Linked DNA regions of Homo sapiens: region 1 is linked to region 2. Evidence: read pairs that join two places in POLR2A ChIA-PET (ENCODE). Cell type or tissue: MCF 10A. All regions are shown on one strand. Each heading gives the region's core, and the rest is flanking DNA. Links, peaks and the distances in the headings are about the cores only. Region 1 holds the start of LINC01220 (long intergenic non-protein coding RNA 1220). Region 2 has its middle 36 kb from the start of FOS.

Evidence for each region. Peaks named below come from ENCODE experiments on the same cell type or tissue, not always from the same donor. Only the 100,000 strongest peaks of a DNase experiment are listed, where the experiment ranks them.
Region 1: POLR2A ChIA-PET joins it to region 2 with 12 read pairs; 26 of 35 experiments call an interaction of 5 or more read pairs at or near these places.

Annotation. Positions count from the first base shown.
Region 1 is chr14:75,290,355-75,305,814 of GRCh38, forward strand. It overlaps LINC01220 (long intergenic non-protein coding RNA 1220), which reads left to right and starts at 4,050. Exons shown (of 3, transcript NR_038421.1): 1 at 4,050-4,187; 2 at 4,323-4,383; 3 at 5,766-6,056. It also overlaps the pseudogene DPPA5P4. RefSeq lists enhancers at 3,618-3,757, 13,865-14,034 and a silencer at 3,828-4,287. In MCF 10A, for the core only: no CTCF peak of the experiment used is centred there; DNase peaks (open chromatin) are centred at 8,427 and 8,827.
Region 2 is chr14:75,234,722-75,250,181 of GRCh38, forward strand. No RefSeq gene overlaps it. Among named protein-coding and RNA genes, the nearest start is that of FOS, 36 kb to the right of the region's middle. RefSeq lists enhancers at 1,949-3,629, 15,037-15,206, 15,407-15,460. In MCF 10A, for the core only: no CTCF peak of the experiment used is centred there; a DNase peak (open chromatin) is centred at 8,020.

The sequences.
Region 1 (15,460 bases), core at 6,052-11,051, 56 kb after region 2:
GTTTGCAATGCCTGGGGAGTATCTATGGGGAGATGTGGGCAGTTGGAACCACAGCAGAGGTTCTATGATATGAGTTTATAGAGCTTGTCTGGAGGCAAATGGTTGGGATAGAACCTGGAGCCTTAAGAGAAAATATTGATAATGCCCAGTATTTCACATGTGCTTGCTCTGTGCCAGGTTGTGCTATGCACTTTATAGGCCATGCTAAATCAATGACTTTGGTTTGCTAATCATTGTACCTCTAGCAACTGGCACGTAATGGGCATACAATAATTATTTTGTTTAATAAATGCTCTCATTTAGTCCTCACAACAATCCTATGAGGCAGATATGATTAGTGTCATTTTACAGATAAGGAAAACAATTTAGGAAAGGTTAAATAAGCTGACCAAGGTCACACAACTGGTAAGTAGCAGATCTAAGATTTGAATCCAGCTCTTTGTGACTCTAAAACCCAAAGTGCTTAACTGCATTGCTAGAATGTGAACATCTGCTCTTAAAGATGTGCTTATGTGACCTGGGGTGAGATTTCAACCCCTCTGAGACTATTTCCTATGCCAGATTAGGGGTGGGATTCAAAAATCTCTAAGCTCCCTTTCCATCTTCAAAACTCTGATGACATCAGGAGACTGCTACGAAAATGCCCTAAAGTGCCCGCACCACATCATTCTTAGATGCTTGATGTTCTAGTAGCAACACTGGGGCATGCTCTGCAGTTGACACTCCTTGTAATCCTCTCACGGAACCTTTTTAAGATGGGAGGCCTGAGCAGTGTGTACAGAGCCACAGAAGTGTACCAAGCATGGGGAGGTGGGAGCAGTCTGTTCTAGGGATAGGCAATGAGAATGTATTTGGTTCTATTTCTGTATAACAATTTACCACAAACTTAGCAGCTTAAAGCAACACACATTTATTATCTCACAGTTTCTGAACATCAGGAGTCCAGGTATAGCCAGTTGCTTATCTAGCAAACTCCATCCATCTTCTGAACAGAACAGTGTTGTGTTCAAGGTCTCGCGAGGCTGCAATCAAGGTGTCAGCTGAGCTGTGTTTTCAGCTGGATGTTTGAGTGGGGAAGAGTCCACCTCCAAGCTCACTCAGGTTGTTCACAGACTGTATTTCCTTGTGGCTGTATAACTAAGAACTCTGGCATTTTGCTGGCTGTTGGCTGAGGCTACCCTTCGGTTCTAGAGGCTGCCTTGTAAACTTCTTCAACACAGCTGCTCACTTCATCAAGCCTGCGACAAGAACCTCTCCAGTGCATGCCAGCAAGATGGGGCCATACACAGACATAAAATTACGGGAGTGACATCCCATCACCTTTGCATTTTCTATTGCTAAGAGGCAAGTCTCAGGTTCCACCTGCACTCAGATGGAGGGAATTACACAAAGGCATGGACATCAGGAAGCAGGAATCACTGTGGGTCACTCTAGGATTTGTTATCCACAAGGGATCACATTATCTGCTTAGAATTTCAAACGAATAATAAAACCAAAAAAAGTTGGTCTGCCTTTTAAAAATTTTCCCTTATTTAAAACTTTATTCTTAATAAAGAAAAATGAGAAAACCCCAAAACTTTCTTCTTTAATTGGCAACCTTCAAAAAAGATATTCACAACAGGACTCAGAGCAAGGGCAGAGATCCCCAAAGAGATGGTTTTTCCTTAATTCATCAGGCTGGAGCAGAGTTTAAACCAAGCTGGAACCACTCCGGCTCTGGCCACAACCTAATCTCTACATCCTGGCCTCCATCACATTGGCCGGAAGCTGGTTCGCTTCATCCAAGGGTCTAGTTTGAGGGCATTCATGGCTTCTGCAAGTTTGAGCATCCCTTGCTCCTGGTGCTGGCAGTGCCACTCAGCCATGGACTGGAGCATCCACTTGGTTTGGAGCTTGTACCAATAGGAGCTGTAAACCACGACCTCGGTGAGGTCTGAAGACTCCAGAGCCTTCAGCTGGAGCATGGCCTTGCTCATCTGCTCGATGTAAGGGATTATCCATACGGGCCTGCTGGGGGAAGGGGATGAGAGCTCCCAGGTAGGGCACCCAGGCCAGCACTGGGCACACTCACCAAAGGTGGCTTCCAGCAGCCGCGTCGGGACCTAGAACACCTCTGGGCCTTTCAGGTCTTTGGGCAGTCTGCCTTTTAAATAAACACTATGAGCTGGCAATTCTAATGTTGTCAGTGACAAAGTACTTCTTCCTGAAAAAATCTTTGGTTGTTTTAAGTCCTAAACAGTTGCTGGGATTACTATTGAGTTTGAATAATGTAATATGTACGCTTCATTTTAAAAAATTACTTAAAAAACAGAGATAACACAATGACTGTGAAGACTGAATTTGAGTTGCTTCTGTTCCATGTAACCATTTGGAGTTTTCGTGTTTAAAATTTAAAATTGCGAAGCAGTGTGATACAGTGTTTTGCCATGTTTTTATTTGACAAATGCACATTTTAGTTAATAACTAAATATTTTTACTAGATTTGAATATTATCTTTAAAATAGATAATTCCTTTTGCTTATTTATTTTTGAGAGAGGGTCTCCCTGTCACTCAGGCTGGAGTGCAGTGACTGCAATCAAGGCTCACTGCAGCCTTGACTGCCCTGGCCCAAGATCTTCCCACCTCAGCCTCCCAAGTAGCTGGGATCACAGGTGTGCACCACCATGCCCAGCTATTTTTTTTTATTTTTGTAGAGTCGGGGTCTCCTTATGTTGCCCAGGCTGGTCTAGAACTCCTAGGTTCAAGTGATCCTCCTGCCTTGGCCTCCCAAAGTGCTGGGATTACAGGCGTGGGCCACAGCGCCCGGCCCCCTTTTATTTTAAATCTAAAGAAGACTCGAGAAAAAAAACATTACGTCAGTAGTAGATTTAGGAGATGCACTACTAATACTACGTAAGTTTCTCTTGTGCTGCCTGGGAATAAAAATAAACACTTAACACTAACTTGGGGCTCACAACATGCTTGACACTGTTCCAAACACACACACACACACACACACACACACACACACACACACTCATTTTAAAAGTCCTCATCTACTCTTAAAGGTAGGTCCTGCTATTATCCTTATTTTTGTAGATAATAATATAGTCTGGGGCGCAGAGGTCTGCTCAAGATCATCCAACTGGAGTGGCAGCGCTGGAATTAGAGTCCAGGCAGTGTGGCTTCAATGCCTGAACTCTTAGCCATTAGAAAGGAAAAACAAAGCAAAATCAGTATCCGCAACAACCTTGCAGGCACGGAGGCCCTCAGAAGGGACAGGAGAGGCCGGGCGCGGTAATCCCAGCACTTTGGGAGGCCGAGGCGGGCGGATCACCTGAGGTCAGGAGTTGGAGACCAACCTGGCCAACGTGGTGAAATCCTGTCTCTACTAAAAATGTAAAAAATTAGCCGGGTACGGTGGCGCGCGCCTGTAGTTCCAGCTACTTGGGAGCCTGGGGCGGGAGAATCGCTTGAACCGGGAGGCAGAGGTTGCAGTGAGCAGAGATCGCGCCAGTGCACTCCAGCCTGGGCGATAGAGCGTGACTCCATCTCAAAAAAAAAAAAAAAAAAAAAAAAAAAAACAAAGGAAAAGAAAAAGAAGGGACAGGAGGGCCTCCTTCCGCTCCTGACCAGCCCCTGCTGGCCCGTGGGCAGAGGGAGAGCCGGCTTCCAGGGACCTCAGGGAGGGACGTTTGGGAGTGCTCTCTCAGCGTCCCCTCCACCGCCCTCTCTACACCCTTGCCGCGCCCCTGTCCTCGTCGGCCAGGCCAAGGTTTCTCCTGGCCCTTCCCAGCTTCCGGCCCTTTGCTCCAGGGCAGGTCGCAGGGCCAGACGGTGCCAGGAGCTCGCGAGTCCTCTGTTTACTGTTTGGTTTCCACGGTGACACGTAGGCGCCGTCAGCGACTCCCGTCACCGCCCCGCAGCGCGGCCCCCACCCGGCGCCGTGACGCCGGCCCGCCGCTTCCGCTCTGCCCATATTTGGCTCAGCCACTGCGCCGCCGGCCCGGGGTAGGCTGTGGGCGGGACTCCCGCCGCGCCCCGCCCCCGGTCCCTGCCCCGCCCCTGGAATGCTGGGCGAAGGCTCCGAGCCACGAGACCCCCGCCTCCTGTCCCGGGACCCACCCAGGCGGAGGCAAGGGCAGGGGCGCTGGGGGCCCAGAGAGAGGGCGCCGCGATGGATGAATGAGCTGTTTCCAGCATTCCTGTGCGTCTGCTGGTTGTAGCTGCAGTCAAGATTTGGGGCGGTCTCGTTTGTTGTGGGTGGGTGATCTGGGATCACGATTTTCTCACTCTGTGCCCGGAAATCATGCCATCTCTCGCCCAACGCTGTATTTTATAGGCTTCAACTCAAAATTTTCCTTCATGGCACAGTGGAAAGCTTTGAAGACGGCGGTTCTGGGGTCAGTGTTGCCCCTCGGGGGATAAGTGACCTTGGGAAGGCCATTTTCCTTTTCCTGGCATGATAAAACGAACCGTGGGGGTGGTCCATAATGGTTGCAGCACTGTCATCAGGCTTGTGAGGGGAGCTTTTCCATCACCCTCTAACCACCCCCTCCCCAGGACATAACTGGAATATCAGTGAAGTTCTTTGAGCATCGACCCCCTACAGTTCTGCCCCCTGTGGTGATTGGATTTGTGTGTCTCTGCACCTTGCTCCTATTAGGCGCTTAATGAACTTTAGTTAACTGATTATTGAATGAATAATACGAATCACCTTCATAAATCCGGACCCCTGCAATTCCTCTTCCAGGCCGGGCGAGGGGGAGGGTAGGGGATGGGGGAGAATATTGAGATGATTAATAATCGCGCGGCAGGGTTGCTGATGTAAAGCGATTTGCAGATCTAAAGGGCAATAAGCATTCCTGGGAGAAATCCAGCGAGATTCCAGAAGTCTCTGAGGGAGCCGTGGGTGTGTACCGCCGGGCCCAGAGGGCGGGGGTGGGGCAGGCAGTGCCGCAGTGGCCGCTGCTGGGGAGCCGATTGCAATTGCGAGGAGAAGCGTGGGGTTAATCCTTCAAGACGCCTGTCACCATCCTCCCACCCCCATCCCTGCCCCCTAGATTCCCCAGTTCCTCTGGCTGAAGGAGTGTGTGTTTTCCAGAGTTTCAGAGCTGGAAGTCACATCGGAGACTTTTAATCTAATTTAACCTATTTCGCCAACAGGGAAATTAAAGCTCAGAGAAGTTGGTTCGACCATCCAAACTTGCACAGCTAGTTAGAAACTGATAAAAGTCAGGATATCTAGCTTCAAATAGTGTTCCACATCGCCTAGGTGCTTCTAATTTCCTGTGCTTCAGAACCCTGTTGCCTGGCTCAGCTGGTGGGTTGTACATTTAGGCTAAATATTGACTTCAGGGCTCTTAAAGAACGCCATTGTCACGTCTGCTGCCACACGCAGCCCACACCATGACACCAGGGCCTGGGGGGGATGGCCAAGAATTGTGTACTTCCTAAAGCCTCAAGCATTCCTCCTTAGAGCAGCTGGAATGGTCACCCCTGTCCAGGGAACAGGAGTCGGCTGTTCTGAAACCAGTCTTAGTCTAGCAGTTGGTCACTTTTCATAGTTACCCAAGCCTTGCATTAAACTTTTCTCAGCCAAGATTACAGCAGGAGGCAGGAGTAGCCCTAACCCTTTTCTGCTGTTTGGAAGTCTTTTCATGGCACATGGAGGGTTCCTTGCTGGGGGTGGGGAAGAGTGCCTCTTCAATGCTTCTCTCTTTCTCTTTCCCCTTTCAGTCTCACCCAACTTCCTCTTACACGCTGTTTCTTCCCTAACTTCTAGGCTGAATATGAAGGCAACTCGGACTAAGAAGACGACTGCTTTCCAACTGCCCTCCCGTCCTGCAGCCGCCTGATTTGAGGAAGGGGCTGGGATCCTTCCCCTTGCCCTCTGGTTGTTCTTGGAGTTACAGCAGCCCCGCGGCAGCTCTGCCCCCTAGTGCACATGTGAGGCAGCGCGCCCTTCTCCAATCCAGAAGCCTCGTCGCGGTGCTGCCAGCAAGGGAGTTTTTCTGTATTCACTTTGGTGGAAATAGCAAAACTTGACAGAAAAAAAACCCAAGCCAAACCAAAACACACGAACCATTCTAGCCTTTTCTCTCTTTCGTTTCTTTCTGAGGATCTGGCCGATTTGGATGCAGAAAACATGCCTGTTGCTTCTGCTGCGAAATCTGCTCTTTCTCTTCCTGCTATCGGAACCCTGTCCCTTCTTTCAAAGCCTAATTCAGGCCAGGCGCGGTGGCTCACGCCTGTAATCCCAGCACTTTGGGAGGCCGAGACAGACGGATCACTTGAGGTCAAGAGTTTGAGACCAGCCTGGCCAAAATGGTGAAACCCTGTCTCTACTAAAAATACAAAAATTAGCTGGACATGGTAGCACACGCCTGTAATCCCAGCTACTCGGGAGGCTGAGGCAGGAGAATCACTTGAACCCGAGAGACGGAGGTTACAGTGAGCTGATATCAGGCCACTGCACTCCAGCCTGGGTGACAGAGTGAGACTCCATCTCAAAAAAAAAAAAAAAAAAGCCTATTTCAAATTCCACCCCTTGCCTAAAAACTTTTCCTGACTTCTGACTTTCCTCTCCTATGCGTCTTTTTTATTTTTTATTTTTGAGCTGGAGTCTCACTGTGTCACCCAGGCTGGAGTGCAGTGTCGCAATCTCCGCTCACTGCAACCTCCGCCTCTGGGGTTCAAGCAGTTCTGCCTCAGCCTCCCGAGTAGCTGGGATTACAGCCACCCGCCACCATGCCTGGCTGATTTTTTGTATTTTTAGTAGAGACGGGGTTTCATCATGTTTGTCAGGCTGGTCTCGAACTCCTAACCTCAAGTGATCCACCCGCCTTGGCCTCCCAAAGTGCTGGGATTACAGGCATGAGCCACCGCGCCCAGCCATCCTATATGTCTTTTGAAATATGGCTGTACACAGGCTCAGCACACAGTGTGCACTTATATACTGTATTTCTTTATTGGGGTCCAAGTCTGTGCATCTTTTGTGTTCACAGACCCCAGGGTGCCCAGCACAGGGCTGGGGACACAAACTGCTCTCAATAAGCCCCTGTTTATTAATTAATTGATTAGCTTCCACAGAAACAACTGAGGTTTTGCTTCAATAAACCTTGCAGAACTCTTAGTTCTTTAGGGACTCTGGATAGTGATCTAATCAAATATGGCCTTGCACAGTAAGTCATTTCACAAAGCAATTTCACAAGAGAACACTAACATCACCCAGAGTGGGATGAGGAAGTCTGAAATTTGAAGTGGACTCTCAGAAAGATGAGGAAGGTGGCGGTGCTGTAGACAGGTCAAAGGACAATGACTTAGGAGAGGTGGGTCTCTGCTTCTGGGATAGAAGACGCAGCACGGGCCCTAGAGTTAGCTTCATATCCAGACTCTACCACTTGCTGTATGTCCCTGGGCAAGTTTACTCTTCTCTCTGTGCCTCAGTTTTCTCCTCTGTAAAAAAAGGCCGGGCATGGTGGCTCCTGCCTGTAATCCCAGCACTTTGGGGGGCCAAGGTGGGCGGATCACCAGCGGTCAGGAGCTTGAGACGAGCCTGGACAACATGGTGAAAACCCATCTCTACTATAAATACAAAAATTAGCAAGGTGTGGTGGCACGCGCCTGTAGTCCCAGCTACTCTGGAGACTGAGGCAGGAAAAATCGCTTGAACTCAGGAGGCAGAGGTTGCAGTGAGCCAAGATCGCACCACTGCAGTCCAGCCTGGGTGACTGAGCAAGACTCCGTCTCCAAAAAAAAAAAAAAAAAAAAAAGTACCTATCTCATAGTGATACAATGAGGGTGAATTAGCTGGTATTTGTAAAGTGCTAAAGCAACACCTTGCACCTCGTAAGTACCATGTAACTGTTTGTAAATGAATTTTCCAGCTTAGCTGTCTTGTCATTGGAATGGGGATTGATTATATGTTCTCTTGGTTCCCTCGAGCAGTGACCTTTCAGGGCAGTGCATAAGCTTTGGGGTCAGGCAGGTCTGGGTTGACTCCTATCTTTGTCGGTAGTTGTGTGACTTTGCACAGATAACTTCTCGGAACCTCAGTGTTCTTATCTGTGAAATGGGAATAATTGTGTCTACTTCAAAAGACTGTTGTGGGTATTGCATGTTTGTAATGTGCCTGGCACAGAAGGAGTGTAATAAACAGAAGCTATAGTTATTATTGTGGACAAGAGCAGCCACATGTAAAGGAAAATAGAGTTTCCAAGGTCATTGAAGTTTCCAGAAAGACTGAACATATCAGATAGCAATGAGACCAGCTCAACTTGTGGAGCTTGGTGGGAGGGTGGGCCTGGGTCTGCGCCAGGAGTAAATATCACCCCATTTGAGGAAGCAGAAACGGTGTGACTTGCACATCAGCTCTAAGAACATTTTCTGCTCCAGGGCTGTGCTGAGGGCGTGGACCCACTGGGGCTGGATGCCAGGAGCTGGAGGCCTCTCCGGCTCTCCTTCCCAGGAGGGGAGATTTTAGTAGAGAGGGTGTGGGTGGGCCTTGGAAACCTCTTGTTGTGTGTGCGTGGGGTGCGGGGGAGTGTCAGAATGGCCCAGGGATATCTGGCCTTGGTAGGTGTACTCCCAGGCCTGGGGTGGCCTTCCTCATGGCAGAACCTGCCTTCACGGCTCCTCAAAGCTGCCATCCTTCACTCCAACTGAAGACACCCCTGACTGATTGCCTGCAATTATCCGAGGAGTGGGGGAAGGAGGGTTTTGGTAGTCTTGCAGCCAAATTAATCTTAATTCCCTTCAACTCGTGTGGAAAAGTACCCAACGAAATATGCAAATGCTGCATGTATTCCTTCAGTAAAGGGGAAGGAGGGTTGCAACATCAAACAATGATAGGGTGTCGCAATCCTAAACGTGTGAGGAATTACTCTTAAGGTCCTCGTACTTGACAGCTCCGGGCCCCCATGACACATGAGGAGTTTTGTGCTCCGAAACAGGCCAGGGCCAGGGTGTCTACCACGCTTACCACTAGCTGTGATTTGGGGGCCTCAAACACAGCCTGAGACCTGGCAAAACCATCTTAGGAACTGGGGATCACAGAGGACTCTGCAAACCTCCTTCTAAACTCATATTTCCAGTAATGGCAACAGGGTGGGCCCTTAATAGCTCCTGGAGCAGAAATTGAAGGTTGAGCTATCTTTAAAAAAAACATGGCAGGCGTGGTGGCTCATCCCAGCACTGTGGGAGGCTGAGGTGGGAGGATCACTTGAGGCCAGGAATTCAAGACCAACCTGGTCAACATAGTGAGACACCATCTCTTGAAAAAAAAAAAACAACATAGCTTATGAAGAGTCATGAAGGTGCTAATATTGGCTGTTCCTGGGTAGGAGGGAATGTGTTTTTATTTTCTTCTTTTTGCTTGTCTGTACTTTCTGATTGCCTTTTTTGGCAAGCACATATTGCTTTTGTAATAGGAAAAAAATATTTTCAAAACGTTCTCAGCAAAGTAGTATGTTTGTTTTTAAAATAGATGACAACATAATAAATGGGAAGTTTCCAACACCTCCTCACTTTTTAAAAAAAACTTTTCCCAAAAGAAATACATGCTCCTGGTAGAAACCTTTGAAAATTCAGATCATCAAAAAATAAAGAAAATAAAAATTGACTGTAATCCCATCACAGGAATAACCACTGTCAACATTTTTAATTCTACCTTTCCAATACACACACTAGTTTCATTTTTTATTTATTTTTTGGACAGAATATTGCTCTGTCACCCAGGCTGGAGTAGTGCAGTGGCACGGTCCTAGCTCACTGCAGCCTTCAACTCCTGGGCTCAAGTGACCCTCCTACTTCAGCCTCCTGAGTAGCTGAGACTAGAAGCACATGCCACCACTCTGGGCTAATTTTTTATTTTTTATAGAGATGGTGTGTGTGTGGGGGGTCTCACTATGTTGGCCAGGCTGGTGTCAAACTCCTGGCCGCAAGGATCCTCTCTGCATGTTAGTTTTCTACTTCAATTCACATACTGTAGTTTTTGCAAAAACAGGACCATGCTGTAATACTTGTAATTACAAGTATTGTCATTTTGCTTCTTCTACATGGTAGTTCATGGACATCAAATTTTTTTTACATGATCACTTTAATAGTCATGAGACTGGGCGTGGTGGGTCATGCCTATAATCCCAGCACTTTGGGAGGCCCAGGTGGGTGGATCATGAGGTCAGGAGTTCGCGACCAGCCTGGCCAACCGTGAAACCCTGTCTCTACTAAAAATACAAAAAATTAGCCCGGCGTGGTGGCACGCGCCTGTAAGCCTAGCTACTTGGGAGGCTGAGGCAGGAGAATTGCTTGAACCTGGGAGGCGGAGGTTGCAGTGAGCCAAGATCGTGTCATTGCACTCCAGCCTGGGCGACAGTGCGAGACTCTGTCTCAAAAAAAAAAAAAAAAAAAAAAAGGTTATATAGGTTTCTAGTTCTAAATGACCCACAATTTAACCAACCCTATATTGTTGAACCTTTGGGTTGTTTCCAAATTCTGTGCTATTGTAGAAATGCTGCAGGGACCTCTGTACACATCTAAGTTGACTTTTTCAGAAATGGGCCAAAGGGTGTGCACATTTTTAAGGCTTTCGAAATGTAGTCGTGCAGTTAGTACGCTGTCAAACAGGACAATGTGCAGTCCCTGTTATCACACAGGAGGGTAGTATTGGTTCAACCAGTTTCTAGCTGCGTAATCTTGAGAAAACTACTTACTGTCTCTACACTTCGATTTCCTCAAGTGTAAAACTGGAATGATAGTAGCTATTGGATAAGATTGCTGTGAGGGTTAAATGAAAAAAATGTGGAAAGTGATGCCGGGCCCAGCACATGGTGAGCTCTCAATGAATGCTGGTTGTGTCTGACTTAAAGATTATCTTCTTTTCAGGGGAAGATAGGCTTGGAGACTGACGTTCGATTTCCTGGAAAAGTTGGGAGCAGGTGGAGATGGTAAATGAGGCTGGGTGCAGTGGCTCATGCTGGTAATTCTAGTACTTTGGGAGACCGAGGCTGGTGGATCGCTTGAGTTTAGCAGTTCAAGACCAGCCTAGGCAACATGGTGAAACCCCATCTTTACAGAAAATACAAAAAAAATTAGCTCAGCATGGTGGCATGCACCTGTAGTCCCAGCTACTTGGGAGGATCAACTAAGCCTGGGAGTTTGAGGCTGCAGTGAGCCACAATCATGCCACTGTACTCCAACCTGGGGGCAACAGAGTGAAACCTTGCCTTAAAAAAAAAAAAAAAGGGTGAATGAGGAAGATGCTGGGGAGGGCAAGCGAGAAGAGGATAAGCAATAGAGGAGCTGATGGTGACGAGGTAAAGAAAGGATTAGTAGCGGGGAGAGCAGGGGAGGATAGGAAGAGAATGGGAACTGGAAGGACAGAGGTGAGATGTCCACATGGGCCATTTGGTGCAGGGCCCCCGGGAGGCAGAACCATGCAGTAGTCACTTTGGGAACTGGGGGGCTACCTCAATCAGGTCTGGGTGAGCCTGTGTCCTCTGGTCCCTGGCCCCATCGAGCTGCCCCTTCCTGCCCTCCTCTGTCTCAGCCTCATCTTGCATCACTCCATGCCTGTCTTCTCTCAGTTCCTTGAGTAAGCATGTTCCTCTCTGTTGCGTGACCTTTGTACATTCTGTCCCCTCCCCCGCCACCCCCCGCACAGGAACTCTACTCTTTCCTGGCTAACTCCCACACATCCTTCAGATCTCTAGCTTAAAGCTCACTTCCTGGTCAGGCCTGGTGGCTCATGCCTGTAATCCCAGCACTTTGGAGGCCGAGACAGGAGGGTCATTTGAGCTCAGGAGTTCAAGACCAGCCTGGGCAACACAGTGAGACCTCATCTCTACAAAAGATAAACAAAATTATCCAGGCGTGGTGGTGCATACCTGTGGTCCCAGCTAGCTGGGAGGCTGAGGTGGGAGGATCGCTTGAGGCTTGGAGGTGGAGGCTGCAATGAGTCATGATGGCACCACTTTACTCCAGCCTGGATGACAAAGTGACACCTCAACTCTGAAAACAAAACAAAACAAAAAGATGACTTCTTCTGAGGATTTCTCTGAACATTCCATATAAAGCAGCCCCTCATCCCCACTCCCTTTCCCTTTACTCTGTCATGGCCCTCTCTCTGAACCTGCAGAGCAAGGACAAGGTTTGTAGTTATGTGTGATTATGGGATTACACACACTTGGTGTCCCCACTAGGCTGAAAGCTCCATGAGGGCAGGAACAGGGTCTGATTTTTGCTCACAATTGTATCCCTGATGCCCAGCACACAGTAAGCAATCAATAAGCATTTATTGAAATGGAAAAAGCCTATGCCTTTTTTTTTTTTTTTTGAGACGGAGTCTTGCTTTGTCCCCCAGGCTGGAGTGCAGTGGTGCCATCTCGGCTCACTGCAACCTCCACTTCCCTGGTTCAAGTGATTCTCCTGCCTCAGCCTCCTGAGTAGCTGGTATTACAAGTGCGTGCTACCACATCTGGCTAATTTTTGTATTTTTCGTAGAGATGGGGTTTCACCATGTTGCCCAGGCTGGTCTCGAACTTCTGACCACAAGTGATCTGCCTGTCTCGGCCTCCCAAAGTGCTGAGATTACAGTCGTGAACCACTGCGCCCGGCCAAGCCTATGCATTTATGACCAATGAAATGCTTTTACACCCTCTCCTGTGGCTCCAATTCCATCTTGATTGATGTTGGTTGCTTGGTCGAAGGAACAGGACATTTGGGGGCTTCAAGGGAGGCCTTAGCCAGCTCCTTTCCTACCCTCTTTTCCTTTGAGGAAGAAGCTTCCCTTTCTATGACTAGACACTTTCAACCAGTACTTCTCAAATTTTAATGTGTCTATAAATTACCCCGGGGATCTTCTTTTTTTTATTTTTATTTTTTATTTTGAGACCAAGTCTCACTCTGTCGCCCAGGCTGGAGTGCAGTGGCGTGATCTCGGCTCACTGCCACCTCCGCCTCCCGGGTTCAAGCCATTCTCCTGCCTCAGCCTCCCAAGTATCTGGGAGTACAGGCACTCACCAGCACGTCCGGCTAATTTTTGTGTTTTTAGTAGAGACGAGGTTTCACCATGTTGGCCAGGCTGTGTGTCGAACTCCTGACCAGCAGGAATTCCTGATCCACCCGCCTTGGCCTCCCAAAGTGCTGGGATTACAGACCTGAGCCTCTGTGCCTGTCCTTCGACCGGGGATCTTCTTAACGTGCAAATTCTGAGGCAGATCTGGGGTAGGATCGAGATTCTGCGTCTCTAACAATCTCCCAGGTGAAGTCCATAATGCTAATTCCAGGACCAAGGCTTTCACATTTCGGCATCTGTGATCTACAGGCCACTGGGATTTCCACGCTTTAGGTTGAGTCGCTGCGCCCCCTCTTGACCACTAAAGGATATGACAATCTTCGACCGAGGGGATAAAGACACCGTGCATGAATTGTAAAACACATCACACTCTTGGGGAATAGGATCTTCTCTAAAAGCAAATGGGCATACGGATTCCGATAGCATTAGTACATTTATTCTTCATTTTAATTTAATTTTATTTTTTGTAGAGACAGGGTTTTGCCATGTTGCCCAGACTGGTCTCGAATTCCTGAGCTCAGGCCACCCACTCGCCTCTGCCTCCCAAAGTGCTGGGATTACAGGCATGAGCCACCGCGCCCGGCCTGCAGAGTGTATTCTTAAGAATAAATTGGGGTGGGTGTCGTGGCTTACGCCTATAATCCCAACACTTTGGGAGTCCGAGGCGGGCGGATCACGAGGTCAGGAGTTCAAGACCAGCCTGGCCAACATGGTGAAACCCTGTCTCTACTAAAAATACAAAAATTAACCGGGTGTAGTGGCGGGTGCCTGTAATTCCAGCTACTCGAGAGGCTGAGGCAGGAGAACCACTTGAACTTGGGAGTCGGAGGTTGCAGTGAGCCGAGATGGTGCCATTGCACTCCAGCCTGGGTGACGAAGCAACACTGTCTCAAAAAAGAAGAAGAAAAAAAAAAGAATAAATTTTCTGATCGGGCCTGGTGGCTGCGACTATAAGTGTGTGCCACCATGCCTGCCTAATTTTTGTATTTTTTTGTACAGACATGGTTTCGTACAAAACCTTGTCTCCAGCTCCTGGGCTAAACACTCTGCCTTCCTCGGCTTCCCAAAGTGCTGGGATTACAGGTGTGAGCCACTGTGACCAGGCCTCCTTTTTTTTTTTTCTTCCTATTTTTTATATATGGTGGTAAAATACACACAACATTTGCCATCTTAACCATTTTTAAGTGTCCAGGTCAGTGGTATTAAATACATTCACAATGTCGTGCAGCTGTCACCACCATCCCACCATCTGTCTGTCTCTAGAACTCTGTCTCCTAAAACTGAAACCCTGTACCCATTAAACAGTAATTTCTTATTCTTCCCTCTCCCCAGCCCCTGGCATCCACCATTTTACTTTCTGTTGCTATGATTTTAAGGGACTTTATATAAGTGGAATCATACAGTGGGTATCCTTTTCTGACTGGCTTGTATCACGTAGTATAATGGCCTCAAGCTTCATTCAGGCTGCAGTATGTGTTGGAATGTCTTTCCTTTTTAAGGCTGAATAATATTCCATTATACATATACACCACGTTTTGCTTATCCATTCATCATTGATGGACATTTGGGTTGCTTCTACATTTTAGCTATTATGAATAATGCTGCTATGAACATGGGTGTACAAATATCTCTTTGAGATCAGCTTTCAGTTTTTGGGGGTATATACGCAGGGTAGAATTTTGGGGTCATATGGTAATTTTATTTTTAATTTTAAAAGAAACCCCCACACTGTTTTCCACAGCAGCTGTGCCATTTTACATTCTCACCAACAGTGCATAGAGTTCCAATTTCTCTACATCCTTGACAAAGTTTGTAATTTTTTCTCTCTCTCTGTGTGTGTGTGTGTGTGTGTGTGTGTGTGTGTGTGTATTTTTTTTAGAGAGTCTTGCTCTGTTGCCCAGGCTGGAGTGCAGTGGTATGCTCATGGCTCACTGTAGCCTTGATCTCCTGGGCTCAAGCGATGCTCCCACTTCAGCCTCCCGAGTAGCTGGGACTATAGGCATGGACCACCACACCTGGCTAATTTTAATGTAATGTAATTTAATTTTTTTTTTTGTAGAGATGGGGTCTCACTATGTTGCTTTGGCTGGTCTCAAACTCCTGGGCTCAAGCAATCCTCTTGCCTCAGCCTTGCAAAGTGTTGGGATTACAGGCATGAGCTACTGCACCTAGCCTGTGTGTGTGAGTGTGGTGTTTTCGTTTTTTGTTTTTGAGACGGAGTTTTGCTCTCGTTGCCCAGGCTAGAGTGCAATGGCGTGATCTCAGCTCACTGCAACCTCTGCCTCCTGGGTTCAAGCAATTCTCCTGCCTCAGCCTCCTGAGTAGCTGGGATTGCAGGCATACACCACCACGCCCAGCTAATCTTGTATTTTTAGTAGAGATGGGGTTTCTCCATGTTGGTCAGG
Region 2 (15,460 bases), core at 5,266-10,265:
ACTGAGTCAGCCTCGGCTGCTTCCTTTTTGTGCTTGAAGAAGCCAAAGAGTGAGCAGATTGGAGAGGACTAAAAGAAGCCAGAGATGCTGGTCAATTGACACAAAAATAAAGAGCTAAGGGAGAGGTTGAGAGAGGGAGAGCAATATCTATGGGTGTCTGGAATTTTTAAAGGGCTCAGAGGAGGAGGGGGCCGGGCGTGGTGGCTCACGCCTGTTATCCGAGCACTTTGGGAGGCCAAGGTGGGCAAATCACGAGGTCAGGAGTTTGAGAGCAGCCTGACCAACATGGTGCAACCCCGTCTCTACTAAAAATACAAAATTTAGCCGGGTGTGGTTGTGTGCCTGTAATCCCAGCTACTCAGGAGGCTGAGGCAGGAGAATCGCTTGAACCCGGGAGGCAGAGGTTGCAGTGAGCCAAGACCGCACCACTGCACTCCAGCCTGGCGACAGAGCAAGACTCTGTCTCAAAAAAAAAAAAATAATAAAATAAAATAAAATAAAAATACAAAAATTAGCTGGGTGTGGTGGCACGCACCTGTAGTCCGAGCTACTTGGGAGGCTGAGGCAGGAGAATTGCTTGAACCTGGGAAGTGGAGGTTGCAGTGGGCTGAGATCACACCACTGCACTCCAGCCTGGGTGACAGAGCAAGATTCCGTCTCAAAAAAAAAAAAAAAAGACTTGGAGGAGGGAAAGGGGAAGTTCAGAGTGTGGCTTTGCTTGCTGTCAGATCCTTTTTGTTGCTTTTCTCAATATTTAAATAAAAATGGGAATTATTTTAAAAATTATTTTATTTTATTTTATTTTGAGACGGAGTTTCGCTCTTGTTGCCCAGGATTGAGTGCAGTGGCTCGATTTTGGCTCGCTGCAACCTCTGCCTCCTGGGTTCAAGTGATTCTCCTTCCTCAGCCCCCCGAGGAGCTGGCATTACAGGCATGTGTTACCACGCCCAGGTAATTTTTTGTATTTTTAGTGGAGACGGGGTTTCGCCATGTTGGCCAGGATGGTCTGAAACTCCTGACCTTAGGGTAATCCACCCATCTTGAACTCCCAAAATGCTGGGATTACAAGTGTGAGCTACCACACCCGGCCATTAAAAATTAGATTATTGTGTGTGTGTGTGTGTGCTCTCGCATGCGTGTGTATATTGTTTTGTTTTGTGAAAATGATACTGCACAGATCCTGGGCTATATGGGAATCCAGGATTTATTTGGGTTACCTTAAAAGGAAAAGGATAAATTATGGATACCTCCATGTGAAATAGTTGAATATATTACCACTCACTAAGGTGTTTTTTTTCTTCTTAAATTTTTTTATTTTTTATTTATTTTTTTTGAGATGGAGGCTTGCACTGTCACCAGGCTGCAGTGCAGTGGCGCGATCTCGGCTCACTGCAACCTCTGACTCTCTGGATCAAGTGATTTTCCTGCCTCAGCCTCTGGAGTAGCTGAGATTACAGGCGTGTGCCACCATGCCTGGCTAATTTTTGTATCTTTAGTAGAGATAGGGTTTCATCATGTTGGCCAGGCTGATCTCGATCTCCTGACCTCGTGATCCACCTGCCTCAGCCTCCCAAAGTGCTGGAATTACTGGCGTGAGCCACTGCGCCCAGCCCCCCACATTTTTTTTTTTTTTTTTGAGACAAGGTCTCACTGTGTCACCTAGCCAGGAGTGCAGTGGCACAGTCACTGCTCACTGCAGCCTCAACCTCCTGGGCTCAAGCGACCCTCCCGCCTCAGCCTCCCGAGTAGCTGGCCAGTAACTGCGCCTGGCCAAAACTTTTTTAGAGAGGCCGTCTCGCTCTGTCACCCAGTGGGCTGGGGTGCAGTAGTATGATTGTAGCTCACTGTAACCTTGAACTCTTGGGCTCAAGCAATCCTCCCACCTCAGTCTCCCAAATAGCTAGGACTATATGCACGCGCCACCATGGCCAGCTTCTAAAGTATTTACTTAAAAGGGAAGTCCAAGAACATAAACTTCCCAAAATTAATGTATAATAGTAGAATTTCAGAGGTCATAGTGTGGGATGACGGCTCTTTCCTAAAAACAAAACAAAACACAATCTTGTCTCATTCCATCTAGTTTGTACCTATTTATCTGGTCTCTGGTTCCTGGGGTCAGCCATGCTTCCTCCCTTGAAATTTGTATCATATCTGGTACAAAATGACTAACCTTTAACTGTGCATCTTTTGGGGGAAAAAATCATTCTGCCCTGTTTTCCCTCAAGCAGAAAAAGAACAAATCACCTGCTGCCTCGGCAGGACAGGATTTCTGCCAATCCCACCTGTAAGCAGCGTTCATGGCTTCCAGACAAAGTGGGGGCCCGGGGCCTGCAGAACAGTCGGCCACATTCACCAGCCTGTCTCTCCTCTGGACCTCTTGGCACAAGCTTTTACTCTCCAGACTGTGTGTGTTTGGTTGAATTGAAATAAACACAGCAGGATTTTGTTTTAGTTTGTTGTTTGTTTTGCAGAACGAGGTCTTAGAGGAAGGACTTCCCAGCCAAACTTGACCCCACACAGGCCAGAGAGAAGCGGTAGGGAGGGCGGCGAGAAGGAACTATGAAGTAAAATGGGGACTGGTGTGGGGACTGACTTCCTCCCCCAAAAACCTGGAACATTCTTCTCAAAGCCCCATGCCGCCAAACTTCCCAGCCATTCCCTTGAAATGTTCTCAGAGCAGGGCTCCACATGGCTCACATGTACACCCGTGCGTGTGTGTACCACACACACACACACACACACACACACACACACAGAGTTCTGTCTGGTAACAGATTGGGTCTGAAAAATCTGGCAGTCTGCGTGGCCGATGGCAGAGTGTCGAGCCTGTTCTCACTGTCTCCCTGGAGTCCCTGTGCAGACGCAGGTGCACGTCAGCGCCTGCTCTAATTTTATCCCTGGTTGATGGAGGAGACTAACTGAGCAGCAGGGAGGCTGCTATTTTGGGTCTCTCCATGGCTCTGGGTTATATAAAGCCTATTGCTGTGACCTGCATTGCTTTGAGGCTGTGCCTCACTGTCTTGCGTCCTCTGTCACAATATGTCATCAGTTCAGACATTCACACACACACACCCCCGGGTCTCTGGAAAATGAGAAAGGAGGTGTGTGCTGGAGGAGTGTGTGTGTGTGTGTGTGTGTGTGTGTGTGTGTGTGTGTGTGTTCCTGCCAGCTCCCTGAGGAATGAGGCCTACGTATGCTACTGGGAGGGATATTGTACGTGAAGGAGGTCTGTTCTTGAAGGAAATGGAAAGATCTTTCTGATGGAGGCACGTGAGGGTATGTGCTTTGGGCTTTAGCACAGAATGTGTTTGTAAGCTGAGGTTGTGGGTCTGCTGTTGGCATGGCAATAAGAATAACTTCTATTTCAGTAACTCTTTTCATTTGATGGAACCCAGGGGTTGCATAAATTACAAACGGCTCTGCCTTTGAACGACAGGAATTTTTCATCTGGAATTAGGAGTAGCAGCTACATGAACAAATGTGAGAGTGAGAATTTAGAGATGGGCTGATGACAGAAGATGGCATTTCCTACATCACTGAGGAAAATTTTCACCTGGAAATGTTGCCTTTCTGATTAAAAAAACAAAACAAAACAAAACTTGTTTCCTGCTATTGTGATTATCGTGTATTGTGTTAAGATATGTGTTTTCTGACCAGGCATGGTTACCCACACCTGTAATCCCAGCATGTTGGGAACCTGAGGTAGGAGAATTGCATGAGCCCAGGAGTTTGACACCAGCCTGGGCAACATAGTGAGACCCCTGTCTCTTAAAAAAAAAAAGATATGTGTTTTCTATAGTTAATCATATATGATATCTAAATTATCTTTGTATCTCCCCATATTGAGTGTGAGTATTTAAGGTATAAATTTTGATAGGTGAACATACAACAGAATCCTAATATAACACAGCTCATTATTGTATGAATTTGAAAGTACTAGGTTTCTCAAAATATAAATTATTCACAGGGAACAAGCCTAACATATCTCAGTGAGCTTATCAGACAGATATTCATCCTGTCCCCCCAATACCAGCAGGGAAGACATGTTCCGTACTTGTTGAGCTACGTGTCTCCCAGGTATAATCTCCCAGGGTATATTCTGGCTAACATGATGGAGCCCATAAGGCATCACCATGGGAATGAGGACTTGGCATGGACACCTCTTGGCTCGTGGAGACTGCCAGAATGTGAGGCCTGCGGCTGGGGCTCATCTTGCTGATTTGGGCTTCCCGTCACTGGCAGCTCCCACAGCAGGTGGCGTTCCCATAACTAGCAACTTCACTGAGCCACTATTTCTTAGCTGTTCTTTGAAAGACGTTGAAGACCCCTCTCTTCCACTGGCCAAAGCACTTCTAAGGGATTTTGGAGAGAAAAACTTGGGAGCTTTCCATGAAGAAAACAGAAGAATCTGGCAGCCGTTTCCATAGGGCTGAACAGGCACCTTAGAGAATTCCAGTGAAGAGGGCAGCTAAGGGAAGAAGGAAACAGAAACGGACTAGAATCAAAGTCAGGGCTCCTAGGGGCTGGATGGGGAAATGAAGCTAGGAATGGGGAAGGTATAGATGAATCACTGCGTCGCTTATTAATAATTAATTTAGGCAGAATCTTGCTACTCATGTCCTCCCCCCACCATGGCTGGGGGCAGGAGCTCACCATTCTGGCTCTTTAGTGGTCTGCTTGTTGCCTTCCAATGCCACTCCATCATGCTGTCTGTGTCCTTTCTAAAACACAAATCCTGTGATCCCACTGGGTAAGCCTGTTCCATGGCCCTTCATTTCTCTCTCTGGAGAAAACCTAAATGTTTTACCAGGTAGACAAGGCCCTCTGCAACCTGGGACCTGCTTATTTCTCTGGCTCAGCTCAAACTGCAATCCTCTCAACCCTTCACACCAGCCCTCTCCTCCTTCCACTCCTTGGCACATTTTTTTTTTTTTTTGGATACAATGTCTCACTCTGTCACCCAGGCTGGGATGCAGTGCGTGATCTCGACTCACTGTAGCCTCGACTTCCGGGGTTCAAGGGATCCTCCCATCCTCCCACTTTAGCTTCCCCAGTAGCTGGGACCACAGGCATGTGCCACCACGCCTGGCTAATTTTTCCACTTTTTTTTTTTTGTAGAGATGGGGTTTTGCCATATTGCCCAGGCAGGTCTTTAACTCCTGGGCTCAAGTGATCCATGCGTCTCACCCTCCCAAATTGCTGGGATTATGGGCATGAGCTACGGTATCCTGTCCTTGGCACCTTAAAGCTAAATGTGCTGAACTCTCCCATCCTCTGTGTGTTAGCATGCACCATTCCATCTGCCTAGAATGCCCTTCCTGTCACTTTTTTTCCCCTGAAAAATTCCAAAGCTTCTTTCAGGCCTCAACTCAAGCAGGATGTGTTAACTCCTCCACACCTGGATCAGGTCCCTTTCTACTCCATCTTTGCTCACCCTTGCTGCAGTGCTTGAATGCTCTGCAATCTTTCCTGGGGTTCTACAAGACAAGACTGCATTTCATTTTTTTTTTTTGTATTTTTAGTAGAGATGGGGTTTTGTCATGTTGGCCAGGCTGGTCTCAAACTCCTGACCTCAAGTGATCCCTTGCCTCAGCCTCCCAAAGTGCTGGGATTACAGGCATGAGCCACCCGCCCAGCCAAGACTGCATTTCCTTACTGGGCCTACTGCTCAGCCTGCCCAATAAGTTTTTGCCGAATGAATGAATAGGGGAAGAAGCCACATTTTTGAACTAAAGCTTTCTCAAATGTTGTGAGGGATAGGGTTTGTGGGAAATGACAGTGACATTGAAGAGGAAAGGCCAGGTCCTGGGAAGTCTGACCATGAGTAAAACCAGTGGGCCTGCAGTTGTCTGTCTCCAAAGCCTCAAACAGAAGGGCAGAGAATAGACCTGGCCTGTCCTGCCCACAGTTGTATCATGCAGGTAGCACTGTTGAGGATGGAACCATTAGTATGGTACCCATCTCACCATGGTGATCAGCCACCATGGATCAGCATCTTTCCAGCGGTTTTCCCACCATCTATGGCGGGGCCTGCCTTTTCCGCACTCCCATGCCACCACGCATCTGTGGGATAAGAGTAGAGAATTTTTATATGGACCTCCGTGTCCTTCCTGGAAGACAACATGCCTCCATCTATGTCTCCCGCTTGGTCAAGAAACTGCCAAGAAACTGCCAAGCCAGCTGTGATTCTACGAAGACCATCAGAACCTTGCAGCTCCATCCCACGGGCGGGTTGCCCTCTCTGCCCAGGCCACACCCTGGGTGAGGCTGGCCTTAGGGATCTGGGCACAGGAGAGGATTCAACAGGCTGAATGCCTAATACTTGACTGAATTAAACCGAGCCACCTTGGGTCAGGGAATTCAGCTCAGCAATTCTGGTGGTAGCTGACATCAGTATCTTTGAGGAAGTGGAGATAGGATTAAAAGAGACCTCATGCTATAAATCAGGTTCAAATGCATGGAGAGAGACTAATTAAATCCCTGATACTGCCTATATACACAAAGCAATTTTTTACAAGACAGTTAATCACCACTTAATTCATCTGTTTTAATATTTACATCTTCATTTATTAGGCTTTATTAAAGTAGGACCTAGCTTTCCTTTTTTTTTGAGACGGAGTCTCGCTCTGTCGCCCAGGCTGGAGTTCAGTGGCACCATCGGCTCACTGCAAGCTCCGCCTCCCAGGTTCACGCCATTCTCCTACCTCAGCCTCCCGAGTAGCTGGAACTACAGGCGCCTGCCACCACACCCAGCTAATTTTTTTGTATTTTTAGTAGAGACGGGGTTTCACTGTGTTAGCCAGGATGGTCTCAATCTCCTGGCCTCGTGATCCACCTGCCTTGGCCTCCCAAAGTGCTGGGATTACAGGCGTGAACCACCGCGCGTCGTCGGACCTAGCTTTTCTATACTCTGAAGGCATCACTGCCCAAAATATTTTCATTTAATACTGTGTCAAAAACTGCCTACTTATCTTCCAAAGACAGATCTGTGTGTGTGTGTGTGTGTGTGTGTGTGTACATGGACTGTTGTCCTAAGTCCTTTGTCTCCTCTTCTCAGAGTCTGCCCCATGATAACAGAATAATAATGATGTTATTCCAGAATAAACTTGCAATGTGGGGGCTCCGAGTGGTGGCTCATACCTGTAATCCCAGCACTTTGGGAGGCCGAAGTGGGTGGATCACACTTGAGGCTGGGAGTTCCAGACCAGCCTGGCAAACATGGTGAAACCCTGTCTCTACTAATGGTACAAAAACAAAAATTAGCCAGGCATTGTGGTGCATGCTTGTAATCCTTAAGAGGCTGAGGCATGGGAATTGCTTGAACCTGGGAGGCAGAGGTTGCAGTGAGCTGAGATTGAGCCACTGCACTCCAACCTGGGTGGCAGAGCAAGACTCTATCTCAATCAATCAATAAACAAACTTGCAGTGGGAAAGGTGGGTACATAACGGGCATTTTTTTGGGAAACTTTCAGAATTTTATTTTATTTATTTTATTTTTTTTGAGTCTCGCTCTATCGCCCAGGCTGGAGTGCAGTGGTGCGATCTTGGCACACTGCAACCTCTGCCTCCCGGCTTCAAGCGATTCTCCTGCCTCAGCCTCTCGAGTAGCTGGGACTACAGGCGCCTGCCACCACGCTTGGCTAACTTTTGTATTTTTAGTAGAGACGGGGTTTCACCATGTTGGCCAGGCTGGTCTCGAACTCCTGGCCTGAAATGATCCGCCCGCCTTGGCATCCCAAAGTGCTGGGATTACAGGCGTGAGCCACTGTGCCTGGCCAGCTTTCAGAATTTTAGACAGTGCCTTCTTAGGCTCATGAATCCTGACAGATAGCCCGCTGTGACAGAGAGGGAGATGGAGAAAGCCTGTGTGAACAGGAGCCTGCGGGACTAGAGAGGAAAGGAAGATGGCTGTTGGCACACTTGCAATTTTAGAACAGCTGCAGTGGTTACAGTAGCTCCCCCTGAATGCGATGACGCTGGGCCACTTAGGGGAAAGGGAGAGAAGATTCTGCAGCCAATGACACGGAGGAGGGAGCACTCGCTATACTCAGTGGGTGGGTATTAAAGGGATTATGTGTATTAGGCAGTATTACCAGAAAGGCATGTGCTTTAACTGCCAAGAAACTAATAATGAATTGGAATGCCTTCCAGGGATGAGAACAAGTTAAAACAATATATTCTGTGCTCAACATGTACAATATTTCAAAATCAGTAGCACATTTGGCTTTACGGGACATGATGAGGGAGAAATTACAGAAGATCTCATATCATCATTTAATTTGGTCTCTTTTTAAAAGTCACATAACAGGACTCTCCATAGTAAAGGTACTAGCTAATATTTATTGAATGTTGACTGTATGCTTATTACTCATTTAAAGGTTCTATATCCAGGCTGGGTGTGGTGGCTCATGCCTGTAATCCCAGCACTTTGGGAAGCTGAGACGGGTGGATCACTTCAGGTCAGGAGTTCGAGACCAACCTGGCTAATACGGCGAAACTCCGTCTCTACTTAAAATACAAAAAGTAGCCAGGCATGTTGGCATGTGCCTGTAGTCCCAGCTATTTGGGAGGCTGAGGTATGAGAATCACTTGAACCCAGGAGGCAGAGGTTGCAGTAAGCTGAGATCACACCACTGCACTCCAGCCTGGGCAACAGGGCGAGACTCGGTCTCAAAAAAAAAAAAAAACGTTCTATATCCATCAACTCAGATAACCCCCACAACTTTATGAGGTAGGTACTCTTACTAGCCCCATTTCACAGATGGGAAAATAAAGCCACAGAGAGATTAAGTAACATGCCAAGACCACACAGCTAGTACATGTCACAGCTAGGATGATTTGAACCTAGGTTGGCTGACTCTAGATCCCAAACTTATTATTTATTTATTTATTGAGACAGAATTTCACTCGTTGCCCAAGCTGGAGTGCAATGGTGCGATCTCAGCTCACCACAACCTCTGCCTCCCGGGTTCAAGCGATTCTCCTTCCTCAGCCTCCCGAGTAGCTGGGATTACAGGCACCCGCCATCACACCCAGCTAATTTTTGTATTTTTAGTAGAGACGGGGCTTCACCATCTTGGCCAGGCTGGTCTTGAACTCATGACCTTGTGATCCACCCACCTCGGCCTCCCAAAGTGCTGGGATTACCTAGATCCCAAACTTATAACCACCATTCTATACCACCTTTATGATGGACCAGATGCCTTTTTTTTTTTTTTAAGACAGAGTCTTGCTCTGTTGCCCAGGCTGGAGTGCAGTGGCGTGATCTCTGCTCACTGCAACCTCCGCCTCCTGAGTTCAAGTAATTCTCCCTCCTCAGCCTCCCGAGTAGCTGGGACCACAGGCACGTGCCACCATGCCTGGCTAATTTTTGTATTTTTAGTAGAGATGGGGTTTTACCATGTTGGCCAGGCTGGTCTCAAACTCCTGGCCTCAAGCGATCCACCCACCTCGGCCTCCCAAAGTGCTAGGATTATAAGCGTGAGCCACCATGCTTGGCCCAGATGCCCTTTTAAAACTGTCTACTGATGGTATGCAAGATATTTGTTTTACTTCAATGCGTAAGAATGAGAAACTGTGGAAATCCTGTTTGAACATCAGCATGACGTCATTAATAATAAATGCTCATGAATCCAGGTCAGTTGTGTTCACCTTTAGGGCTTAGGAACCTCTCCACAGAGGACCCAGCATGAGTCTCATTTCTTGATGCCCTGCACCAAAGTGATTTTCAACAAGTAGTCTCTTTATCTATTCACTCAATAAATGTTTCTTGAGCACTCTCTCTGTGCCAACCATGCCAAACACACTGTACTAGGCTCTGGAAATATACTTGGGTCTAAGGCATAGTCTCTGCCCTCAAAGGGCATGTAACACATGGACATCTCTCAACCAATGACCAATAGGTTAAAAGCTCAATATCCTAAGGCTGATGCCCACCTCTTTTCCATTTGTCACCTGCTTCAGACATGAGGGTTATTACTATTTGCTGGAGGCCTAGGGAAGCTCAACTCCGAAATGAATGGGCTGCCATCCTGAAAGTCATCTGTATCCAGGAAAGTTTTCCTAGCCAAGAGCTCCACGTTCTTAACGGGAAAGTGACATTGAGTGGTGTCAAAGATGATAGTCAGTTAAAATAGATGATTATGAACAGAATGTGTAACATGAACTCACTGTGGTTTAAATATGTGTATGTGTATATTTATGACTAAACATCTAATTGTAGGCAGTGTAGTGGTTCTAGAGTCAGATTATTTGGATTTTATTAGCTTTGCAACTTTAACATTTCTATCCCACACATTCAGTGTGAAAACACATGTAAAGTACTTACAGTGATGCCTGGAACACAGTAAGCCCTTTATAAACATTAGTGATTATTCTCATCAATATTATTACTCCCCAAAGCTACCTCTAAAAAGTGGCTCCAGGGATGAAGGTGGAGAAGACTTTACCTTTTTATTAGTGTTACTTACTTCTTGATTATTGGAATTTTAAAAACATGTATTACTTTTATAATTAAAAAACAACAAACCTTGAGTAGGAGTATCCAGTGCAGAAAAATAAAAACAAACTAAACTGGCCGGGCATGGTAGCATGAGTTTGTAATCCCAGCTACTCGGGAGGCTGAGGCAGGAGAATCACTTGAACCTGGGAGGCAGGGGTTGCAGTGAGCCGAGATCGTGCCATTGCACTCCAGTCTGGGCAACAAGAGTGAGACTCCGTCTCAAAAAAACAAAAACTAAACTAACCCTTTATTTTGGCTATCTGGAGGCTCCTATTGAAACATAATGAATCACCTGAAAGGTACATAAAAAGAGTACCCCTCGGCCAGATGCAGTGGCTCACGCCTGTAATCCCAGCACTTTGGGAGGCCGAGGCAGCGGATCACTTGAGTTCAGGAGTTTGAGACCAGCCTGGCCAACACGGTGAAACACCATCTTTACTAAAAATACAACAAATTAGCTGGGCATGATGGCAGGCGCCTGTAATCCCAGCTACTCGGGAGGCTAAGGCAGGAGAATCGCTTGAACTCGGGAGGTGGAGGTTGCAGTGAGCCGAGATTGCACCACTGCACTCCAGCCTGGGCGACATAGCAAGACTCCATCTCAAAAAAAAAAAAGTGTACCCCTTTTCACCCTCTCTCACCTGGTGCCTGTTTTTTAGGGAAAATTGACTTCAGGTAGGAAACCTAAAAACATTCTGGTCTAGTTTCTCTAGGGAGCTGCTTGTAGAATTAAAAAGTACAAGGTAGGCTGCATCAGGCAAGGCTTCATCTAGGGCTCCAGGACCCCATCTCTGTTTATCTTTAAGTAGGGCTATCCTTCACTGCCAGTGCAATTCTCAGGCTCTTCATGCAAGGTGGCGGACAGCAACTCTAGGTCTGTATGTGCTCAGGTTCAAGTCTAGTGGAAAACAGCACATGCTTGTCTCTGGGCAATCCCGGCAAAGGTCTCATTGTGTTTCACGGGGGTAATGTGCCCACCTCTGAACCAATCACTACAGCAGAGGAATTGAGCAGTGCTCTGATTGGCCAGGCCATCTATGGAGGGAGAGGTAGAGTCAACTGCGCTTAATGCACAGAGATTAGGATTGGGGAAGGGTAATTTCCTAGAGGAAAATGGGAATCCAGTTGCCAGAAGAAGCCTGAATGAGTGCTGGGTGGCAAAGCAAGAGTTCCAAACACATCAACGAAGGAAAATGTGCAGTTTCGGGGGTGACCTGATGGTGCTATTATCTCCTCAATTGATTTGCTTTTCCAAAGCTTCCTTGTAGATACGTCTCACATACAGACCTAACCTGGGGTGGAGCAAAGAAATGGCAAACTTTCCTTATGCCTAGGCTAGGCATCTGTCCATCTCTGGGGTCATCAGGACTAGTGACTTGGAATCAGGAGACTCAGGCAGGGAAGAGAAGGTGAAAGCAAAAGATTGAATATACAGAAGGCCAGGCTTAAGGTGTCAGGAAACTATACCTGTCTCCTGGGAGTGGCAGATTTGTGAATGCCTCTCAGATACACAAGACTTAAGCCTGGAATCTCAATGCCCTGGGGGCAGGCAGGTGAAGCAAATGAGTGCAGAGGGCTGCTGCACCAAACCCAAGACACGTGCCCACCTAACAGTGGCGTCTATAACCCACTATCACTATTTTTCCCCAGGAGAGTCTGTAAATCCAGAATGGATGTATGTGCATGTGCACATGTGTGCAATCTCCCTGTTTTTATTCTTATTTTATTTTGGGGGGACAGGGTCTTGCTCTGTTGCCCAGGCTGGAGTGCAATAGTGCAATCACAGCTCACTGCAGCCTCGACCCCCTGGGCTCAAGCAAGCCTCCCACTTCAGCCTCTCAAGCAGCTGGGACCACAGGCATGTGCCACCACATCTGGCTAATTTTTTCGTTTTTATTTTTGTAGAGACGGGGTTCTCCCTATGTTGCCCAGGCTGGTCTCGAACTCCTGGGCTGGTCTTGATCCTCCTGCCTCAGCCTCCCAAAGTGTTGACATTATCGGTGTGACTTAACATGCCTGGCTTCTCTGTTTTTAAATGTTGACAACTGAAGCAAATGTTAAAATACACTATGTTGTCAGGCTCGGTGGCTCGTGCCTGTAGTCCCAGCAACTCAGGAAGCTGAGGTGGGAGGATCACTTGAGTCTGGGAGCTCGAGGCTGCAGTGAGCCACGGTCCCACCACTGCACGGACCTCCCCAACCCCCAAGTTTGTGACATCTGATAGAGCCATATAGCCACAGAGCAAATGGAAGACCCTTCTCGATTAGTACAATATTAAATCTGTGTGCTAATCTATGCCCAAATCAACAATTACCCAATGACAGCCCACTGCCCAAAGTTCAGCCCTTTCATCTACCTTATCTAACTAAAAGCTGAAAAATACCACGTGGGCCATGAAAGGTGAGGGAACATCACTGTGAGAACTGTACTTCCATTTCCTGGCGGGGGTGTGGTTAAATTCACAACTTTGGTGTGATACTAACCGTCGGAGGGTTTTACATTCGATTTCCTGTTTCCTTTTCTTAATAAAGAAAGGAAAAGTGGGCCCCCGCAGCAACGGTAAGCTGAGTTCCATAGGAAGACACCACGGGGGTTCCAACTTGGCCACAAGCAAAAACAAAACGTAACCCTGAAACCTGGTAAATAGCAATATGCAGAAAACTGTGGGCCATGTGGTTGCTTAGGGGTGTTTTGATCATCTTGTGCAGCAATTTTCCACCTTAAAGTCATCAGACTAGTGGCTATGTCCTTTATTTTCGAGTTGCTGGAACCATTTCCCACGAAAGATTTAGAATATAATAACGGTGATAATAACTATGGTAGTTCTCATGTGCCAGGGACAGTGAGAGGTGCCTCACATGCCTCTAATTCTGGGGTAAACGCTCCAAGAATGATTCCCATTTTACAGATGAGGAAACTGAGGTTTGGAGGAGTTAAGATAATTTGTCCAAGTTACTTTAACTGACGGAGATGGGGTTTCATTCTTTCTTTCATTCATTAAATATTTATAGGTCGCCTATTTATTAGGCTAGACACTACAGAAAGATTGAGGGTTGAAGGCAGCTGAGCTCAGAATGAATCCCACTTGCTGAAAATAACCTCTGTGGAGAAGCCACATTTGGAATATTTATTTTGAGTTTTCTTCCTTTCTTTTTAGAGACAGGGTCTTGCTCTGTTGCATAGCAGTGATAAAATCATAGCTCACTGCAGCCCCAAACTCCTGGCCTCAAGTGATCCTCCTGCCTGTGCCTCCGCCTCCCGAAGTGCTGGGATTACAGGCATGAGCCACGGCATTCGGTTTTCTTTTATTTCTTCAGACTTTAACATTTTTATTGCATTTTATCTTTTCCCCTGGTGCTCCTCAGCAGGATCTAGACTCTTACTGAGCACAGTTCTATGCTGAGTGCTGGAAGGAATACAAAGCTGTATGAAGGCCGGGCACGGTGGCTCACACCTGTAATCCAGCCCTTTGGGAGGCCGAGGCAGGCGGATCACCTGAGGTCAGGAGTTCGAGACCAGCCTGGCCAACATGGTGAAACCATGTCTCTACTAAAAATACAAAAAAAACAAACAAACAAAAATTAGCTGGACGTGGTGGTGGGTGCCTGTAATCCCAGCTACTTGGGAGGTTGAGGCAGGAGAATCGCTTGGACCCAGGAGGTGGAGGTTGCAGTAAGCTGAGATTGTACCACTCACTCCAGCCTGGGCGACAAGAGTGAGACTCCGTCTCAAAAAAAAAAACAAAAAACAAAAAACAAAAAGCCGCATGAAAAGCTGATCCTGACTTCTGGGAGCTTGTAATTCAGTTTGGGAGACAAAGCCTATGCAATAAAACATTTAAATAATAACACAAAATAATGCATAATTAAGTGCCAAAGTAAATGGTCCAGGTGAAAAAGTTCAGAGGGATGAGAGGCTACTTTAGGCTGACACGGGTGGGGCACTGGAACAGAGGAGGCAGGTCTTTGAGGGACAGGCAGAGTAAAGAGGACATGCTCAGCTGGTATGCAGGAGAAAAGGGACAAAGCACGGCATAAACGAAAGTGTAGAAAGAGGAGGAATATGCTGATGCAGTATGATCTGGTGCATAAACTCTCAGTTTCAGCAGTTACATGGTCCTGGGTGTGAATCCAGCCTCAGCACCTTTCTACCTGAGTGGCCCTACATCAATTATTTTACTTGTATTAAGCCTCAGTTTCCTGATCTGCAAAGTGGGCATAAAGAATGAAACCATGCAAAACAAAGCAGCATCTGGCACAGGGCCAGGCCTCAGTGGCAGCTACTGCTATTATTATGATCTCTTTGCAGGGGGAACCCTTGCAGCTGTTCCACCTGAATAGTGGAGAGAGGTGTGTGGCCACGCTGAAACCTGAAACCATAACGTAAGAGCCCAAGGGAGACTGGAAACTCTACAGCCATGAACTAAAAGCAGCGTGTGTCAGCCGCAGAATCGGATAACACAACCAAACCACAAATGTGCCTGCCGCTCAGGCTTTAAAGTTCTACAGCAGAGCAGGACCCACTGTGACTTACTTTGTGTGATGGAGTCAAACCACATTTTTTTTCTTCTTTTTCTCATCAGACTTCACAGGAAATATACGTCTTTGTTCAGATTTGAGATAAGGTACCCCTTCACCTTGACTCTCCTTTGCGGCATGAACTCACCCATTAAGTTGCTCACTTTCTATCCTAGGCCCATATCATCAGCCACTTATATTTAGTAGGCATGTGGGTTTGTATTGCTCTTATGTTAGAGGTGGAATCAAAGCTTTATCTATTAAGACATGGTTTGTAGTCAGACTGAGATGACAATCTAAAAAAAGGAGGTGAGAGTCTCCCGGAGGATACAACCAAGTGGGGTGGATTCTGTTGAAGGTTGTTTATTTTGCCATCAGTAATCCCCTACAATGCTGTTGCTCAATAATTATTTTAGGTCTCATGACTTTCAACCTAACCTCT